2 separate regions of the Mus musculus genome follow, and region 2 is linked to region 1. Evidence: chromatin loops called from intact Hi-C (ENCODE). Cell type or tissue: left cerebral cortex. All regions are shown on one strand. Each heading gives the region's core, and the rest is flanking DNA. Links, peaks and the distances in the headings are about the cores only.

Region 1 (9,720 bases), core at 664-8,663:
ACTCAAAAACATGAAAGTGGAAATCAAAATAAGCAGACCAACACAGCAGAAATATCCAGAGAGACAGAAACATCTGCAGCAGATTCTTAGGAAACCCCATCCCACACTGCATGCCCTTTCAATCCCAGTTGTACAACGGCATCTTACATGCAGAGCCGAAGGTCTGTCTGTGGGCCTTATTTTGTGCACTGGAAGATAAAAGTGTTTATGGGAAAGCCAGAGTCCATAGAAACAGTTGATTTGGCCTCTTCCTGTTCACGCTAAGATGCTCTGTGTCCATTCAGATTCTGGACTGATCCCAAACCCTGAAGTTGAGTCGACCTCCATGTTTATCGACTGATATCTTTTTTTCTAGCAAACTTGGCACATTCCAGGTAATGATGCTAATTGAGAGTTGCTTGTCAGCAGGTTGAGAGAGAGAGTCCCTGAGGAAGGCCAAGTATGGTCTGTAGGCTGGCCAAAAGACCATTTGAAGCCTTAGCTTTTAATAAATGTGCTAAGAAGTGCTGTGAAGGAGAGTACTAAGCGCTAAGGAGTGCTGTGAAGGAGAGTACTAAGCGCTAAGAAGTGCTGTGAAGGAGAGTACTAAGCACTAAAGAGTGCTGTGAAGGAGAGTACTAAGTGCTAAGGAGTGCTGTGAAGGAGAGTACTAAGCACTAAGGAGTGCTGTGAAGGAGAGTACTAAGCGCTAAGGAGTGCTGTGAAGGAGAGTACTAAGCGCTAAGGAGTGCTGTGAAGGAGAGTACTAAGTAGCACAGACACATGCTTCACATCATGGAAGCCTCTACACGAGGACATCCATCCGAATGCCTGTTTGACTCTCCTTGGTTCATGGCGGTAGACTTAATTCTCGAAGGTCAAAAGGAAGTCTACCCAGCAAACAGCCCTGACTCTGACAGCCCCATGGTGAGCCTGCTCTCCTGAGGCCTGGAATGTTAGAGAGACCAGCTCAGTATGTGGACAGCAGCTGGTGGCTTGACTCACAGAGGTGAGACTCCCGGAAAATCAAGGCCAGTGTTGGAAGCAAGAAAAGCAAGTTTAGCTCACAGTAGTCTGTGGGGTACAAGAGCTTGGGGCTGACATCTGCTTGGGTCTTCAAGGGTGTCTTCCGGCTATGTGACAGCATTGCCAATGGAATCATGGCGGGGCTGTGTGAGGAGAGATCACCAGATATTCCAAGGAGCTCTGCTCTGGTGGGAATTAACCGCAGTCCCGTGAGAACTATATTAGTCCCCTCTAAGGATAGCAGAGCCCTAAGCCCCACCTCCTTTTAATTGAAAGTTTTCTTGTACAGGGTGTTTTGATCATGTTTTCCCACCCTCCTAATTCTTCCCAGATCCTTCTTAACCCTCTACGCACCTAATTTTATATTCATTTTCTCTTCCTCTCTCCTCTCTTTAAAACAAAATAAGACAAACACCCCCCCACCCATGAACGTCAAAATAAACAAGCAAAAGATCAATGAGGCAAACAGAGCAAAACGAAGTCTACAGAAATGCCGTTTAGTTCACTCTGTGTTGCCTAACTACAACAGGGAAGGATGGTGAATATACCCGGGGACACGCCACTGGAGAATTTGTCCTTTGCTGCCAGGTGTCAGAGGGTGATAGCTTCTTGGTGCTGGGACCTGATCTGGCTTGAACCTGTGCAAGTCTCATGCATGCTGCCATAGTCTCTGAGGTTACAATTCATCAGTTCTCCTGGGTTTGCAAGGCACAGCTTCCTTGGAGCCTTCCATCCCCTCTGGCTCTTACTGTCTTGCCACCTCCCCTTTCACGAAGATGTCTTGAGGGGAGGGGTTTGATAGAGACATCGAATTTAGGATTAAGTGCTCCAAATTTCTATGCATTGTCTTTCCACTCCAAGCAGCTTCCCTGAGGAGGGCCGAGTGAGTTCTGATCTATGAGGATTGTAGCCTGTCACTGGGAATGGTTTGATTGCAATGTAGGTTTCCCTCCCCCTAAGCCAATGGAGGCGGGAATATCCAGGGCACAGGTCATTGGCTGAAAGCTAAGATAGTGAGCTGCCTCATTATCATGGGGAGGCACCCCAGGGATCTCAGGTGGGTAATGTGGGGACTGGCATCCCACAGAAAAGAGGAAGCCCTGCTCACAAAGGGAGTCTACCTTTTTGTACCAAGCTTGGGGCTGTCTGGTAGCGGCAGTGTTTGACCTTAGCAGCAGGATTTCCCGACAGCTGGTTATTTCCTTAACATCTATGCCGATATTGCCCCTGTCTGTCTGTCTGGTAGGTGTCTCACTGTGGTAGGTCTCAGGGTTTGTAGCTGGGAGATTTCGATGACTGAGTTTCTCCTTTAGTAGTTTGCAAAGTATCGTTTAGTACCACGAATGCCAATCAAGAGAGCTGAAGCTGCTGCTGAGGCACCAGCTTGACTTCTTTGTTTGATGACATACTAAGTGTCATCTTCAGCAACCATCAGGTTCTGGATCGTAATCGATAGCATTGGCAATGGCTTGTCACGTTTAGGTGTTTACATGGGTAGGCCCCACCTCTTAAAGGATCCATCACCTCAACCAGCAGACACCAGGGACCAAGCTTCCACCATAGAAACTGTTGGGTAGCATATGCAAGCCATGCCAAATCCTATCCGAGGTCATAACTGAACTGGGAAATCTTTGTGATCACAAAAAACGTAGACTTTTTATCTGTGGTGGTTATTGACATATCTGGTTATTCCAGGCTGGATTTAGGCCCAAAGGAATATTGCCACAGATAAACAGAGGTGTGCATAGAATATATTTGGGGTGGTAGGGCTGTAGGTGCTTTCCTTCTCTCTCCTATGGTCCCTCCTCATTGTTTTCTTTATGTGACTTAGCTTGGGCTACTAAACAAAACACCATCCATTAGGAAGCTTAAACAAACAAAGTTCTGAAGGCTGCAAAGTCAAAGCCAGCAGGCTCAATTCCTACTGTCATGCCCTCAGTCGTGGCTTGTCACTGTATCCCCACTTGGCAGAGAGAACAAGATTCTAGGCTACTGAACTCAAGATGAAGGCCTCATCCTCGGGAACTCAGCTGTTCCTAACTGCCTCTTAAGAACCCATGCTTGCCGGGTGGTGGTGGTGGCACACCCTTTCAATCCCAGCACTCAGGAGACACAAGCAGTGTGGGTCTGTGTAAATTGGAGGACAGCCTGGTTTACAAAGTTCTAGGACAGCCAAGGCTAGACCAAGAAATCCTGTCACATATTCCTCCCATCCCCTACAAGCAACCTTGCTTTAAATACTATCACACTCTAGTACTCAGTATAGGAATTGGGGGTGGGACATAAGCACAAATGTGGCAGTCAGGCAGATCTGGGTTTGATGCCTGACATACAGCTTTGTAGACATGTGACCTCTAAGTGCCATTCCTCATATGGAACCGGGATACTGCTGTCTGCCTCAGGGTCTTGGGATTCCTAGACGGGATAGCATACCTAGATTCCCTTCTCACATCCCCGTGGTGTCTCCGGTATGCTGAGAGCCGAAGGGGCGGGTAAGCCGATGGTGAGCCTTCTCTGTCTTTTCAGTGACCTTCAGAATGCAGCTGCTGGTTCCTTTGCCTCCGCCTTTGCCGCGCTGGTTCTCTGCCCCACGGAGCTTGTGAAATGCCGGCTGCAGACCATGTATGAAATGGAGACATCAGGAAAGATAGCGGCCAGTCAGAAGTAAGTGCTGTCCATTCATAGATGTTAAGTCCTTCATCTCCGGGTACCGTGTTTTTTTATCTTATATTGTTAAAAGTAAGTAAGTGTAGAAACAGCTTTCTCTATTCTAAAATACGGCGGCAGGGGACACTTTTATGAAAAGACTGTTTGTGTGTGGACTCCCCCTGGAGGGCGTCTTAGGCAGTTATATAATAGTGCAGAAATGCAGACAGCAAGGAGCTGAATTACCCACTTTGTCCTCCCCTCCTGAGTGTATAAGGCATGGCTTTATTTGGGAGACAGCTTTGAACTGGATCTGAGAGAAAAGGTAAGTGTGGCTGTAGATTCTGAGGTGAGTGTTTGATGCCCTTCCTCTAATTCCACATGAATATTCGCCACAATCTGGTGCCAATCTTACCCTTGCCAAACCTTCACGTGTGTTTGCTAAGGGTTCAGGTTCTGAAAGTATTCATCAACACCTTGTGAGTAGATCTGGTGTCTGTGCTCAGAGCACTGCTCAGCATAGACTCGAAAGCACCTGCCCATTACCATGAGGATATATATGCCACACGACGTCTCTAGAATAGAAAAACTATCACTGGTGTTAATCACAAATCTTGCCTATTTATTTTGACGTATCGGGTTGAAGATTGGGTGAAGGGTGTCGCTGCTGCCCCAGGTCTGTACATCTTCTGTGAAGTGGTCCACAAATTGACCACTGTCACTGGTTCCCTCTGTGCTAGTCACAGGCGGAGAGTCTCCCTGCAATGTTTTAAAGAGCCATTTCTGAGCTAGAACCTCCTCCCTATGGGGCTGTGAATACATTCAGCTCACAGTCTAACGGATGCAACTCTGTAGCCAATGCCTAGAGTAAGAAGTAGAACTTTAACACCTCCCCCCACCCCAGGCCTGGATGCAGGCTCACTGGCAGCTGTATTGAGCTGGATTCACTTAGTATGCTTACACTGAGGTGGGGGCACGGTTGCAGGGGCATGGCTGTGGCTGCCGTACAGAGCTCTCCGAAGGGGGTGGTCCTTATTGCCTTTGCCATTCCAGGACATGAGGCTTCATCTCTCCTGCTACCCAAGAACAGAGGGAGTGCTCATATGGAGCATGCGGCTTTCTGCTTGCTCTCCATGTGGGTACAACGTACTACACAGCACACTGTGGTGATGTGGACTCAGGCTGCCTGGTACTGAAGCTGCTCCAGGAGCAGGGCTTCTCTGTAAAAGGGAGTTTCTCGGCAGTCACCCCTTCCCCCTCCTGCTTGAGAGACTCAGTTCTGGGTATTCCTGGGATCCCAAGGGCTATGACTTGACCCTGAAAGTTTCTTGTCTTGCCTTCAAGTAACTCACTCACTCTCTCTTTCTCTCTCTCCCTGTGTAGGTAGGTAGGTAGGTAAATAGATCGATCGATCGATCAATCGATAGATAGTGTGATGGTCACTGTTGAGTGTCAACTTGACAGAATCTAGAATCACCGAGGAGGTAAGGACACATCTGTGAGGGATTATCTTTATTTAACCCGAGGTAGGAAGACTCACCTAAAGAGTAGGTGGTACCCTTACTTGCACCTGTGTCCTAGACTGCATAAAAGGACAGAGTCCACTTTGCACCACCAGTGGTCACTGACCCTGGCTTTCTGACTGCAGACAATGTGTGACCAACTGCTCCATATTCCTGCTGCCCTCACTGTGGACTGTATCCCTCTGAACTGTGAGCCAGAATTTAAGCCCTTTCTCCCTTAAGTTTGCATCTTGTCAGATATTTTGTAACAAGTAACTAGTACACTTTAGGTTAGGAGATCAGCCTCCCGGGCATTAGGAAGATACTGGGCAAATATTGCATGGTTTATCTACTGCCAGACTTGAATGGCTCTTTATTTTAATTCCTTATTACTTACATCTCAGTCAATGTGACTGAAGAGAAATGTATACCGGGTTACCAGGCTGGATTAGGCCTGAGTAAGTGAGCAGCTGGTTTGTTGAACAAAAGTACCAAGAAGTCTAACAGGTGTCCTTTGAAGAAAAGGCGGGTCTCAGGAAAGCCACCCACACGGCTACGGCAAAGTTGGCTGCATGAGTCATCCTGGATACAAAAATCTCATCGCATGCACACACATTCTCCCGCCTGCTCTGAGCGTGCCTCCTGCTTTGTCTTCATCGCATGCACACACATTCTCCCGCCTGCTCTGAGCGTGCCTCCTGCTTTGTCTCCCCAGTACAGTTTGGTCAGTTGTGAAGGAGATCTTTAGGAAGGACGGCCCCTTGGGCTTCTACCATGGGCTCTCAAGCACTTTACTTCGAGAAGTACCAGGCTACTTCTTCTTCTTTGGTGGCTATGAACTGAGCAGGTCATTCTTCGCATCAGGGAGATCAAAAGACGAACTAGGTAAGTGTATTCACGTTGACGACATAGGGTTCAGTGGTCTCTGCCTCCTGGGGTTGCTCGCTTCCGTAGGTGGTGCTCACTCCTTTTTGGGGAGTTTCTGGGTGCCCCAGAGTGAACTGGGGAGTTTCTGGGTGCCCCATAGTGAACTGGTGGCAGGTGTTGGCTCCCACCATCTCCTGAGGGAGACTTCTGAAGATGAACCCTGAAGCCTTGTGTCCCAAACCTCTTCTCTGGCATTAACACTGTTACTGTGGTCCCTCCCCCTTCTGGGTGGTAGTAACCTCTCGGGGTCCATTTTAGAGGAAGAAATAAAGAGAGATTATTTTCCCGATGGAGAAATCAGCTATCAATAATCTCACTGTTTTAAAAACTTGATTTGAAAGATTGGCTTAATCTTTAAATGAGGTCATTGCAGTTACATCTCAGTAAGATTATCTACCGAGTTCTATTCCTGACGTCATGTCACAAACAAGTTCCCTTCTCAGACTTCTTTTAAAATTCACCATCCATTAAATAAATACTTACCGAGAGATCTCAGTGTTCCTTACGCTCAGGCATTTAACTGACAGGATTTCCCAAGATGCTGTGGTGGGCTATCCTGCGTATGCAAGGTGTTCAGTGGCATTCCTGGCCATTTCTCCACTACATGTGGCAACCCCTCTCCAGAGAGAAATCAAAACAAGCAAACAACGTAGCTTCAGAAATTGTCAGTGTTCCCTGGGGAGACACAACTAGCCTTACCCGAGGAAAAAAAGGACATTCAAGACTAAACAGAAAAACAACTCCCAAAACGACAAGAGGAGGAGGCATCTAGCATTTATGAGACTAGTATTTGATACACTGGTTGGACAGCTTAAAGGACATTTCTGCTGTTAAACTGTATGCCTCACTGTTAAGTCTTCACTCACAGTTGTGTCTCTACCTTAAGAACCTTAGCTCTGAGGGTAAGGCCAACAGGTGATGAAGGGGATTGATCAGTGTCCATCATTGTCACAGAGACAAACATCCCCAGTTGTACCTGTTCAATGAAGTACATTTTAAAAACCTGCTAAAAAATTGTGTTTTTTAGGGAGCAGCACAAAGTTTTGTTTTGGTTATAGTAGAGAGAGATTTGGGGCTATTGGGAGTTAAACTTGAGGAAGACCTGACTGTATTTCAGTGGCTTGTTTCTGCATCCCTGTGATGTGAGACCTGTTGGTTGTAGGTGGGCCAACCCCAACTGGAGGACAAGGTTGGGGTGGGGGGCACAATACTCAACTGAGTGAGCAGCTGGTTTTGCTGAGGCCCAGGGAGACTACGGCTTCTGAGACAGAAGTTGTGCTCCTTTTAAGTGTTACGTGTACTTCTGGAAATACCACCTAAAACAAAGGACCACTGGCTGCTCTCCCTCTCTAGGTCCTGTGCCATTGATGCTGAGTGGTGGATTTGGTGGGATTTGCCTGTGGCTTGCTGTGTATCCGGTGGATTGTATCAAATCTAGAATTCAAGTTCTTTCTATGACTGGAAAGCAGACAGGACTCGTCAGGACCTTCCTGAGTATCGTAAAGAATGAAGGTGAGTCTGATGTGTGCAGAGATGAGTGTGTTCACAGTGACCTGGGTTAGTCCGCCCTGTGACCTCCTCTTTCCTTCCTGCCTGCCTGCCTGCCTCCTGCCTTTTTCTTAGTACTGTGTTCATGTGTCCACCTTCTATCTCCAAACCTTTTGCTTTAGCTTTTATTTTCATTATTCTCAAAAATGTTTAAAATTTTTTTTCTAACTTTTGGGCCATGTATCTGGCAGGATTCTTTGTGTTCTAAATACCTTGGTGGGGGGGGGGCATTTTAAGATGCAGACTTTGTTAGTGTTAGAGGGAAGGATGCTTTGAAGCCAGCAGCATCACCTCATTTACATAGACTAAACATGCACAGCCCTGACCGGATCACCAAGGCTTTTAAAGACCTCAATGAGTGTATTACATTCCTATTTCATTGCAAAGAATGTAATAGAGCATCTTTAGCAATAACATTTCTGAGATGAGAAATGGTCTAAGCAGTTTTTAACGTGAATCAGTTTTTAGAGTTATGCAGGAGGATGCAGACTTTTAAAGTCATGTTTATATGACATCAACTTTGTGCAACCAAAGACCTGATCTGTCTTTCTGGCATCCACCATTTAGATATCTTAAAACTAGGGTTATGGGAAGATTTGAAGAAAAGAAAGAGATATGAAATGATATATTGGAACCTGAAGATATAATTATACTGTAATCTTGAAAATGAAATAATTTAAAAGAAGTAGATGACGTATATGGTCAAAACATCATTATCTGAAAAACAGCAAAAAAAAAATAATGCCTTGGCTTAAGAACCTGTGCGTTGGTTTAAAGAGAGGGAGAACACAGCGACAGAGAGACACGGAGACATGCTTAAACTCATGTCCCAAATCAAATGCAGGAACCTTGTATATTACCACTACTCCCAATTGTCATCTCCACTTTTGCCTGGCTCACCCTAGTTCAGTCTCCCTCATGACCACGCTGAGCAGACTAATACTAGAAACACACTTCGGGTTCTCTTGCTAGTCGCTTGGCTCCTCAGTGGCCTCCACCTGGCCATGTTAGGCCTTTGCTTTGCCATGTCTATACTGCAGGAGTCCTGCAGGCTTAGAAATCGATTTGTTATTTAAGTACCAAAGAGCTTTCTGTAGTCTGTTGAGGGGAACGTAAACTAGTCCTTTTATCTCGTGGGTTCTGGTGCTGTTGTCTGAATTTGTGGGCGCAGTCTCTTCTGTGTACGTGTACGTGTGTGTGTGTGTGTGTGTGTGTCCCTGTGCCAGAATGCTGTCACGATTTTTCGATCGCCCTTTTGCCTTCCAGGAATAACAGCCTTGTATTCTGGACTGAAACCCACCATGATCCGCGCATTCCCTGCCAACGGGGCACTGTTTTTGGCCTATGAGTACAGCAGGAAGTTGATGATGAACCAATTGGAAGCATGGTGAAGTGTCCTGGTGTGCCTGGATTCAAGGCAGGCGTTTAGTGACTGGTCAACTCAGGGTTTCAGGGAGTACAAGAACAATGTAGAATTATGTGATTCACTGGAACTTTGAACTTGTCTTCCCTTCTTCTATTCAAAGTCTTGGATTTTTTGTGGACGGTCCTCCATTCTACACAGTATAATTTCTGCCTGTTATTGAACCCAAACAGAAAAGTCCACCCTTGGTAGAGTGAGTATACAGGGGAACTGGTGGCCTTATACACTAGCCTTATGCACCAGCCTCGTGCAGACTGCCTTCATTTCAGGACAAATTCAGTGGAAGTCAGTGGTACACATGCAATTATGATGGCCCTGTCACCACAGGAAAACAAGACTTTGTTCTGGGTTTAATTATAAATGGTGACCAATTTTTAGGTAGATGGTTGTAGATGATTGCTTATAAATGATCCTAGTTAGAAGGCTGTTGCTAAAAGCTGCTGAGCCTGTGCACTAAGAGGCTAACTTTTTTTTTTTTTTTAAACTTTTTGTGGTATATTAAAGCTAAAATATCCCTCTATATTTTTAGGAAAACCTATATGCATAGTTGTGTGGCTTCTACGTTCTTGATGAAGTTTCAGGGTGGACATCCTGGATTTTTCTCATGACGTTTATTCCCTCACAGTGCAGTTCATCTTCTAGGTGGGCTTCTCATTCTACCCTCTGGTA
Region 2 (9,720 bases), core at 1,010-9,009, 250 kb after region 1:
CTGCCATTCGGTATTCCTCAGGTGAGAATTCTTTGTTCAGTTCTGAGCCCCATTTTTAAGGGGGTTATTTGATTTTCTGAGGTCCACCTTCTTGAGTTCTTTATATATGTTGGATATTAGTCCCCTATCTGATTTAGGATAGGTAAAGATCCTTTCCCAGTCTGTTGGTGGTTTTTTTGTCTTATAGACAGTGTCTTTTGCCTTGCAGAAACTTTGGAGTTTCATTAGGTCCCATTTGTCAATTCTCGATCTTACAGCACAAGCCATTGCTGTTCTGTTCAGGAATTTTTCCCCTGTGCCCATATCTTCAAGGCTTTTCCCCACTTTCTCCTCTATAAGTTTCAGTGTCTCTGGTTTTATGTGAAGTTCCTTGATCCACTTAGATTTGACCTTAGTACAAGGAGATAAGTATGGATCGATTCGCATTCTTCTACATGATAACAACCAGTTGTGCCAGCACCAATTGTTGAAAATGCTGTCTTTCTTCCACTGGATGGTTTTGGCTCCCTTGTCGAAGATCAAGTGACCATAGGTGTGTGGGTTCATTTCTGGGTCTTCAATTCTATTCCATTGGTCCACTTGTCTGTCTCTATACCAGTACCATGCAGTTTTTATCACAATTGCTCTGTAGTAAAGCTTTAGGTCAGGCATGGTGATTCCACCAGAGGTTCTTTTATCCTTGAGAAGAGTTTTTGCTATCCTCGGTTTTTTGTTATTCCAGATGAATTTGCAAATTGCTCCTTCTAATTCGTTGAAGAATTGAGTTGGAATTTTAATGGGGATTGCATTGAATCTGTAGATTGCTTTTGGCAAGATAGCCATTTTTACAATGTTGGTCCTGCCAATCCATGAGCATGGGAGATCTTTCCATCTTCTGAGATCTTCTTTAATTTCTTTCTTCAGGGACTTGAAGTTTTTATCATACAGATCTTTCACTTCCTTCGTTAGAGTCACGCCGAGATATTTTATATTATTTGTGGCTATTGAGAAGGGTGTTGTTTCCCTAATTTCTTTCTCAGCCTGTTTATTCTTTGTGTAGAGAAAGGCCATTGACTTGTTTGAGTTAATTTTATATCCAGCTACTTCACCGAAGCTGTTTATCAGGTTTAGGAGTTCTCTGTTGGAATTTTTAGGGTCACTTATATATACTATCATATCATCTGCAAAAAGTGATATTTTGACTTCCTCTTTTCCAATTTGTATCCCCTTGATCTCCTTTTGTTGTCGAATTGCTCTGGCTAATACTTCAAGTACTATGTTGAAAAGGTAGGGAGAAAGTGGGCAGCCTTGTCTAGTCCCTGATTTTAGTGGGATTGCTTCCAGCTTCTCTCCATTTACTTTGATGTTGGCTACTGGTTTGCTGTAGATTGCTTTTATCATGTTTAGGTATTAGGCCTATGCTTTCTTTACTTACCGCTGCTTACCAAAATTTCCCCATATGGGCCACCACTTGGCACAGTCTCTGCTTGCCACAGAGACAAGAACGACACAGACACCAAGACGGGTTCACACAGCTTCCACTTTACTTGCAGCTTCCTCTGCAGCTTTTTACTTGAGGCAGCTTTACTTAAAGCTTTTTTCACTTAGGGCAAGGGCTATATTTATACAGTAATGGCAACTGACCTCATCTCGCTCCAACAGCACCTCATCCAATCACATGCTCCAGGCATGAGCTCAAGTAGGTCACAGATAGGCTGACAGATCCGGATCACGAGGAATAGTCTAACTTGGCAGGCAGCTTACACATGCAGTTTCACTGCGCATGTTCGGGCAAGGCAGTAAACATGTGGGTTTCACGGGGCCTGGCAATGGGCCAGGGTGCCATTTTGGCCCATGCGGCCGCACCTGCTTCTCGCATATGTAAACTGTTTAAAGTGTAGCCTGGGGCTAGGACCTGAAGGAGATTTAAGGATGAAAGTAGTGTAAAATGCACAAGCCTAAGGTGTATATAAGCTGTTGAAATCTATTCAAGGCCCGATGTTGTTTGGGGGTTAGCTAAATTCCAGACAGTCAAGATTAAAAAGAGCTTTCCCTTCATTTCATTAATCTCTGACTGTATGGACTGATTCCTTACTGGGAGGCCAGGTTATTTCTATAACAACAGGAGGTAACTACCAATACAGACTCCAAAACCAACAATTGCCATGATTTATTTAAGACTCAGACAGTTCTGTCTGGTGATGAACTCTTAGTTCTTACAACTTCTTCAGGGAAGAGCTGTGCCCTTGACTGTCTTTCAGAAGGACTCATTGGGGACTATAACCACAACGCATCTTCTTTCTCTAGTCCTCACAAATACAGAAACCTTAACTAAGATGATTTTTTTTTCTTTAAAAAACAGTTTCCAGTTGGCATTCTTTAAGTGTTCTGTATCTCTTTGTGATTGTCTTTCTGCTTAAAGCTCTTTACCGTCAGGTGTGGTGATGCGTGCCTAAAGAGGTGGGGCAGGTGGGTCTCCAAGTGCTTGGATAGTCTGGTTTACTTAGTGGGTTCCAGGCCAGCCAGGGCTACAAAGGGAAACCCGGTGTCAGTCAACCCACAAAGAACTGAAGTGAATTCAAAGAATTGCTTTCACTTTAAGGCATTCTTATTTTTTCTTTGTTCAAGACAGGGTTTCTCTGTGTATCCCTGGTTGTCCTGGAACTCACTTTGTAGACCAGGCTGGCCTCGAACTCAGAAATCTGCCTGCCTCTGCCTCCCGAGTGCTGGGATTAAAGGTGTGCACCACCACGCCCGGCTAAAATATTCTTTTAGCTACTGTTTATATACTGACTAGCCAGGAGTTAAGCTTCACTTGTGATGGGCGCTATGATGGAGTCGCCTCTAGGGACTCTTGGTGTGAGTATCACCATGCTGTTGCATTGCCTCCGCAGAGTGGTCTTGTTTAGAATATTAAAATGTATGTGAGCAATGTAGGTAGCTTGTCACAGCAGCTTCCAAGACCAGCGTGTGCAATAATCAGACTCCCGCCCACCCCAGGGAGGGAAGATGTACTGTCAGCTGATTACTCCATCATGAGATTTACTAGTAATTAAACTCCCAGAATGTCTGTGAACTTTAGATGGTAAGTGATGTCTCAGTTTTATATTGCTGTAAGTAGAACATAATACCCAGAGGCCATAAATTACAATATCATTTCATTGCTACACTATGTTATATTTTAGATTTATGGAAGCATATTTTACATATAATAACATCTGCCCACTTTTTAGCATATAGTTTGGTGAATTTTGGTAATCTGATTGAGTGGGGTAACCTTATAGTCAGTGCCATGGTAAGAATTTAGACGTTCAACTCATCTGAAGAGTTTGTGTCCCCTTTGCAGAGGACCTCTGACCCTGGCCTTTGGAAACGGTGTTAATCATGTGTGTGTTGCTTAATTCTGGGGAGATGTTCTGAGAAATGCATTCTTTGGTAGTTTCATCATTGTGCAGACATCCTAGAGAGGCACTCAGGCATGTGCCCTAGAAGGTCACTGGCCAGAGCCGACTCTGTCACCATGAGTGGACAGTTAGTTCGGCCAGGGCCCCCAGAATGAAAGGGTACAGTTGTGAGCATAGGGAAGAACGAATGATTTAGGGCTGAGGCAGGGGGAGAGTCCTGTAAGCCATCCTGGAAACAGAAGACCACAGAGGATGCTGCTCAGTGGCCCGCTCCTCGGGTGTGCATAGGAGCTTTGTTATACAGCCCAGACCCAGCTACCTGAGAAAGGTGCCAGAACAGGGGGTTGGGCCTCCTACATCAACTAATCATCAAGACAGCCCTCCTCCCCATACATCACAGGCCACTGTCATCTGGGCAGTCCCCAGTTGAACCTCCCCCCCAGATGACTATAGACTGTGTCAAGTTGAGATTAAGCCTACCTAGACAGTCAGCATCCGCTGAGGATTTTCAACATCCCTCCCTACAACTGCTTCAAGATTCTGATGGGTTTTGGAATCAACCACATGCTGAGCCATCACTGTGAAGTGATGTTTTGTGTACCCTGGATGTGTTCAAAATTCTCAAAAAGAATTTTGAGAACCACTGCATAAGAACAAGAAAACTCAAGTGTGCCAGCAGCCTGTTCCTTATCTAGTCAGCCAGCAGCGGAGAAGCCACGCCTGGGACCATCCTCTCTCTGGATATGTGCATATTTAGCACCACCCACGCAGTGTGTCACTATAAGGCGAAGTAAAGGCTTTAGACCATTCAGAGAAGTATGATTTAATCAAATTTCTGTTAGTGTTTTATATGGTGGAGTGGAGGGCCTTCAGAATGAATACTCAAAGGTACTCAAAGGAACAACATATCTTTTAAAAGTTTGTTTAATTACATTTATTTAATTATTGGGGGTGGGGTCACATGTGCTGTGGTGTTGGTATGGTGGTCTAAGGACAGTTTGCTGGAGTTCATTCTCTCAGCAGTATGTGTTCTTAAACTGCTGAGTCATCTCTCTCCAGGCTCCTCATCTTAATAATTTTGGGGTATACAGTTCAGTAGTATTCACACTGATGCACATAAATGTTTGGCTAGTTTTTTGTTTTTGTTTTTTTTTGGTTTTTTGGTTTTTCTTGGTTTTTTGAGACCGGGTTTCTCTGTATAGTCCTGGCTGTCCTGGAACTCACTCTGTAGACCAGGCTGGCCTCGAACTCAGAAATCCGCCTGCTTCTGCCTCCCAAGTGCTGGGATTAAAGGCGTGCATCACCACGCCCGGCATGTGTTTGGCTACTTTTAAAAATGTAGCTACCCAAGTGGCAGAGCTGGATGGAGAGAGAGTTAAGAGAGAGAACACGAAGTTAAATATGTAAGAAGGTAGGGAGGATCTGGAAGGAGTGGGGGAAGCCATGAAAGAAAAGAAGCTAGTCCAGTATCTCTGCTGTTTATATATGTGTGTGTGCGTGTGTGTACACACACATACACACACACACATACACACACACATGTAAATATGTGTATATCTCTCTGTGTGTATATATGTGTATATATGTGCATATATGTGTGTATGCATATATATATACACATATATATATGCATACACACATATATATATACACACACACATATATATCCTGTAATGGCTACTGATATATATGGATATTAATATACAAGTATATGCACAAACATTCATATGCATATATGTATATGATTATTAATATGCTTGTATTTGGGTTTCTATGACTTCATCTTTTTAGTGCATCAATTTTTACTTATGCTTAAAATAGCTGATTACACATTTTTTACATTTCTGTAGTAACAAAGACATTATTTGATCACTATTTAAAATCTTTTATAAAGCAAGAGGAAGAACGTGGTAGAAAGTGTAGCCATACTGAATTGGAAAGCACTGGTACAACCCCAGCTGGGAATGCATTGGAAAGAGCAGCCAGAGGAAATCCAGGTGAGTTAATAAATTATAATCGTGGCTTATGTAGGGAGTTTGGAACTGTGAGTGAATGCCAGTGTTCCCCTTACTTGGTCTTGGGTGTCTTGGGTTTCCTCAGCAAGTTTGCAAGTGGATATTTCTCTGCTCACCTAGGATTTAATTTTAGAGAATACTTCAGACGGCTGCTAAAAAGAGACAGTAAGGTCAGGAGAGATGGCTCTGTGGATTCGATTCAGCACCCACGCAGGAGTTCACAGCTGTCTGCAACACTAGTTCCAGGGGATCCAATGCTTTCTTCTGGCCTCTACGGGCACCAAACACTCACGCAGTCTGTACGCAGACATAGACAGGCAAAATACCTCCCTAATAACATACAATTTAGAAAAGAGAGATAAAGAGCTGGTGGCGTGGTTTGGCAATAAGAGTCCATGCTCTTGTGCTGAGGCTCTAGGTAAAGACCTCAGCCTGCAAATCAGTAAGAGGGGAGTAGGGGGGGAGAGAAGGTGTCAGTGAGAGTCATCGTGAGTACAGCACACTTTGTGTGTTTGAGTGCTTGGGAGTTTGACTTATGAACGCCATGCAAAGGGTTAGTGTTACGCATGTCTTAATGCATCCACTCTGCCAGCTCACTCTCAGTTGAGCTGTCCTTTACATGACCTCACTCAGGATCGTTGCTATTGCCTTTGTTCCCAAGACTGTACAGGACTCGGGCTACAAGAAATGCTTCTGCCTTGTTAGAGCGCATGTGCACATGTGGATGAATAAACAGGGTGGCGCTGTTGACCTTTGATCCTTTTCTGCATCTGAGAATCAGGTAACCCACAGGAGCACGGGAGGCATACCAGTCCGGCAAGTCCTCACAGGCCGTGGTGGGAGAGACACGGTCCCAGTTCCAATGTCGAAGCTTTGGAGAAAGCATCTATCCTTACCTCCAGTTTCACGGCAGAGGATGACAGAGGTTAGCACCAGCACCATCCCTGGGAGTCTGGTTCATGCATGCTTAGGTGCCTCATGTAAGACGCGTGTAACACCCACATCTGTCTGCATACCTTAAATAATCTCTAGACCAGTTGTACATAAGGCCACATAAATGCCATGTAAAGAGTTACCACAGCTGCATTGTTTATATGCATATGTAATATGCTCAACACAGACTTAACTTTTATTCATTTTAATTTTATTTGTGCATGTGTCTGTCCATGGGAATATACGTGCATATGCGTATGAAGCCAGAAGAGGGTGTCAGAGCCCTCAGAGCTAGAGTTACAGGCATTTGTCAGCTTCCCAGTGAGGGTGACAGGAGCTGAGCTCTGGTCCTCATAATTGAGCAACACGTGCTCTTAACTACTGAGCCATCTCTCCAGCTCCAAGATTTAACTCTTAAAAAATATCCTAGATCCAAAACTCTGGAGCCTGTGGCTATGCCAGAAGACCATAGTCAGACTGAATATTATTGTTTGACTACAGAGCACTCTATAGAAAAGCCATGCCAGGGTTTGAGTTTATATCACTCTGCAAGAGACATTTGGCACTCCTCGTGTAGGTGAGAGAACTAGGTTTTTAGTGAGGGTCAAATATAATCATAACTTTGCTTGAAATACAATGTGAAAGATAGATGCTGGGAAATCTTTTTTTTTATACCTGGTACTAATGTCCCTCTTTACGACTAGGTGGGTCTGTGATAAAGTATGAAGAAAATGCCCGAAGGCAGTGGGTCAGAGAGCCCCCTGAGGCCTTGCTGTCAATGCTGAAGGACGCTGATCTCAGTCAGGCATTTCAGACATACACAATATATAGACCAGGTAACGTTTGTCTGTTATATAATCATACCGATACTTTGAATTTTTAAAAAATGCGGTAAAATATGAATAAAATCGACCACCTCAGTAACCTTTAAAAAGATTGATTTTTATTTATGTGTCTATGTCCTTGTTAGTGAGTGTATGTATTGTGAGGTACCAGGGAGGCCAGAGAGGGAGTCAGATTCCCTGGATCCGGAGTCACAGGTAGTTGTGAGCCACCACGTGGGAGCTGGGATGCAATCATCCTCGGAAGAGCAGCGGGTGTTCCTAACTGCTGAGCCGCCTCTCCGCGTCCTTTGGCTTACCGATCTTGGAGTATGCAGTTCGGTAGCTTTACACTCCTGCATGCTATTGTGCAACTGGCCTCCAGATTCTTTGCAAGACTGGAGCTGCACACATTAAATAATAGACCCGTTCTCTCTTCCCTGATCCCTGTGACTTTGCAGTGTAAAGCCGGGGCAGGAGAGATGCCGCAGCACTATGAGCACCCTGGGTTTTAGAGGACGGGGGTTCGATCCCCAGTGCCTATGGGGCAAGTCCAGTTCTAGTTGACCCAATGTACTTTTCTGGTACACAGGAGGCACATGTATGGTATAAACATAAAGTATGGACACACAACACACACACACACACACACACACACACACACACACACACACACAAATCTCGAAAGTTCCCCAAATTGTACTTTTAGGTGTTCTGGAATCATTTATGGCTAGTCTTAACCTGTGTTTAAAATTTCTCATTATAGCTACTTTATTTCCCAATTTCTCATTTTAACAGTCACCGTGTTAGAAAGGAATCCGTTTAAGATTGCTAGGGGTGCTGGGATCAGACCCTTGTTATTGTGCATGATGAGCTGTGTCTGTAGCCCCGGAACAGCCATTTTTGCTATGTAAATGTACACTGGTCGTAGGAATACCTCAAGATTTATTTTGAATTTGTTATATGGAATAGAGCCTTAAAATGAAGGTCAGCTAGGATCTGTCTGTGTGTCTGTCTCTATCTACCTACTATCATCTGAGACAGGGTTTCTCTGTGTAGCTCTGGCTGTCCTGGAACTCACTCTGTAGAACAGGCTAGTCAAGAACTCAGAAATCCACCTGCCTTTGCCTCCCAAGCGCTGGAATTAAAGGCATGTGTGTGCCACACTGCCCAGCCAGGATTTAATTTTTAAAATATATTTTCATTAAACCTGAATGACCATTTATAATATAGTCTTGAAAACCAAAAAAAAAAAAGAACTTCAGGCCAGAGGACTGCATTTAAGGGTTGCACGTGTATACACATAACTTTGACAATTCAAATACCAAAAAATCTCCTTGCTTACTTAAAAATCCGAGATAAATCATATCAAGTAGTGCCTGTAATGGCATGGCAGGTTTTAATGATATTGCAAGAAATTTAGTTATATTTCTTTCATTGAAAAATGTTTTGAGTGGCTAGTATAAATTATGATTAAAAGAAAGCTACTTTCTTACATTTAAAGGGTTTTAGTGCATATAACCCTCTTGGAGACAGAGTTGCTTTAAAACTTAATCCACATTCTGATACTTCCTGGGTCTATTGTCTACCCAAATTATGCCGAGTAAATACTGTTTAAATTGGCTATCAGGCACTATGGCTCTGGGCTGTAGTCCTAACATTTGGAGATCAAGACCAGCCCTGGCGATAGTGAGACCTCATTTAAAGCTCAGTAGGTAAATTGCCACACTTTCTGTTGCTGTTCCCCTGAAGGTGCAGAAGGATTCCTGAAAGGTCCCCTTTCTGAAGACACGGCATCGGACAGCGTCGACGGTGATCTCGATTCTGTCATGTTAGACCCAGAGAGATTTGAACCTCGGCTGGATGAAGAAGACACGTACGTTGTAATAGACCTAGAATGCTTTCATTGGGGAATGGAATACACGCCATACCATACTGCAATAATTTCAGATTTAGTAAGAACTATACCACTTTCTATCCTAAACAGCACCTCTGCTGCTGTGTGGTGGACAATACTAAAATTTCATCATGAATTTCCGGCTGCATTCTGCACACAGTATTCTTTCACCAAGGCTTCTTTTGTTTCTGAGTTCTGAGACCTTTAGGCTCCCCCTGAATCTGCTTCCTAGTGCTGGGATGTGGGCATGCGCACCAGGCTCCCCCTGAATCTGCTTCCTAGTGCTGGGGCTTGTGCTTGTATAGCTATATCTGGCTTTTATTTTATGATATATTAGGGTAAAAAAAAACCCACAGTGACACTTTTTTTTAGAACATTTTTTTTCCCTCTACTCGATTACCTTATGGAATTCCGAATTTACAAAAACTTAAATATTGTATGGAAGAAATCTTCATTGAACTCACTAGCAAGCACAGACCGTGCCCCTAATACAGAGGCTCATTATCCAAATTGTTTTATCCTTCCCCCGCCAGGGACTTTGAGGAAGATAACGAAAACCCTGATTGGGTGTCAGAACTAAAGAAGCACGTAGGATACGGGGATGGACCTGGTGGACAACTCCTCGGAGAACGTGCCTGAGTCATGGCAAGACACTGGCGAGAGACACTGGC

The links. Hi-C counts contacts between places; a loop is a spot of excess contacts. Peaks named below come from ENCODE experiments on the same cell type or tissue, not always from the same donor. Only the 100,000 strongest peaks of a DNase experiment are listed, where the experiment ranks them.
Region 2: it touches region 1 in a loop (5-fold over the local background); 1 of 42 quality-filtered maps calls a loop at or near these places.

The regions. Positions count from the first base shown.
Region 1 is chr8:22,377,156-22,386,875 of GRCm38, reverse strand. It overlaps Slc25a15 (solute carrier family 25 (mitochondrial carrier ornithine transporter), member 15), which reads left to right. Exons shown (of 7, transcript NM_181325.4): 4 at 3,532-3,669; 5 at 5,869-6,038; 6 at 7,434-7,592; 7 at 8,895-9,720. The coding sequence ends at 9,019. Among named protein-coding and RNA genes, the nearest start is that of Slc25a15, 17 kb to the left of the region's middle. In left cerebral cortex, for the core only: a CTCF peak has its summit at 3,833 (motif pointing left); DNase peaks (open chromatin) are centred at 3,826 and 5,736.
Region 2 is chr8:22,128,653-22,138,372 of GRCm38, reverse strand. Nek3 (NIMA (never in mitosis gene a)-related expressed kinase 3) reads left to right here. Exons shown (of 16, transcript NM_011848.4): 12 at 5,278-5,380; 13 at 6,180-6,323; 14 at 7,036-7,167; 15 at 8,905-9,028; 16 at 9,583-9,720. The coding sequence ends at 9,688. Among named protein-coding and RNA genes, the nearest start is that of Nek5, 8.4 kb to the right of the region's middle. In left cerebral cortex, for the core only: no CTCF peak of the experiment used is centred there; DNase peaks (open chromatin) are centred at 1,701 and 4,115.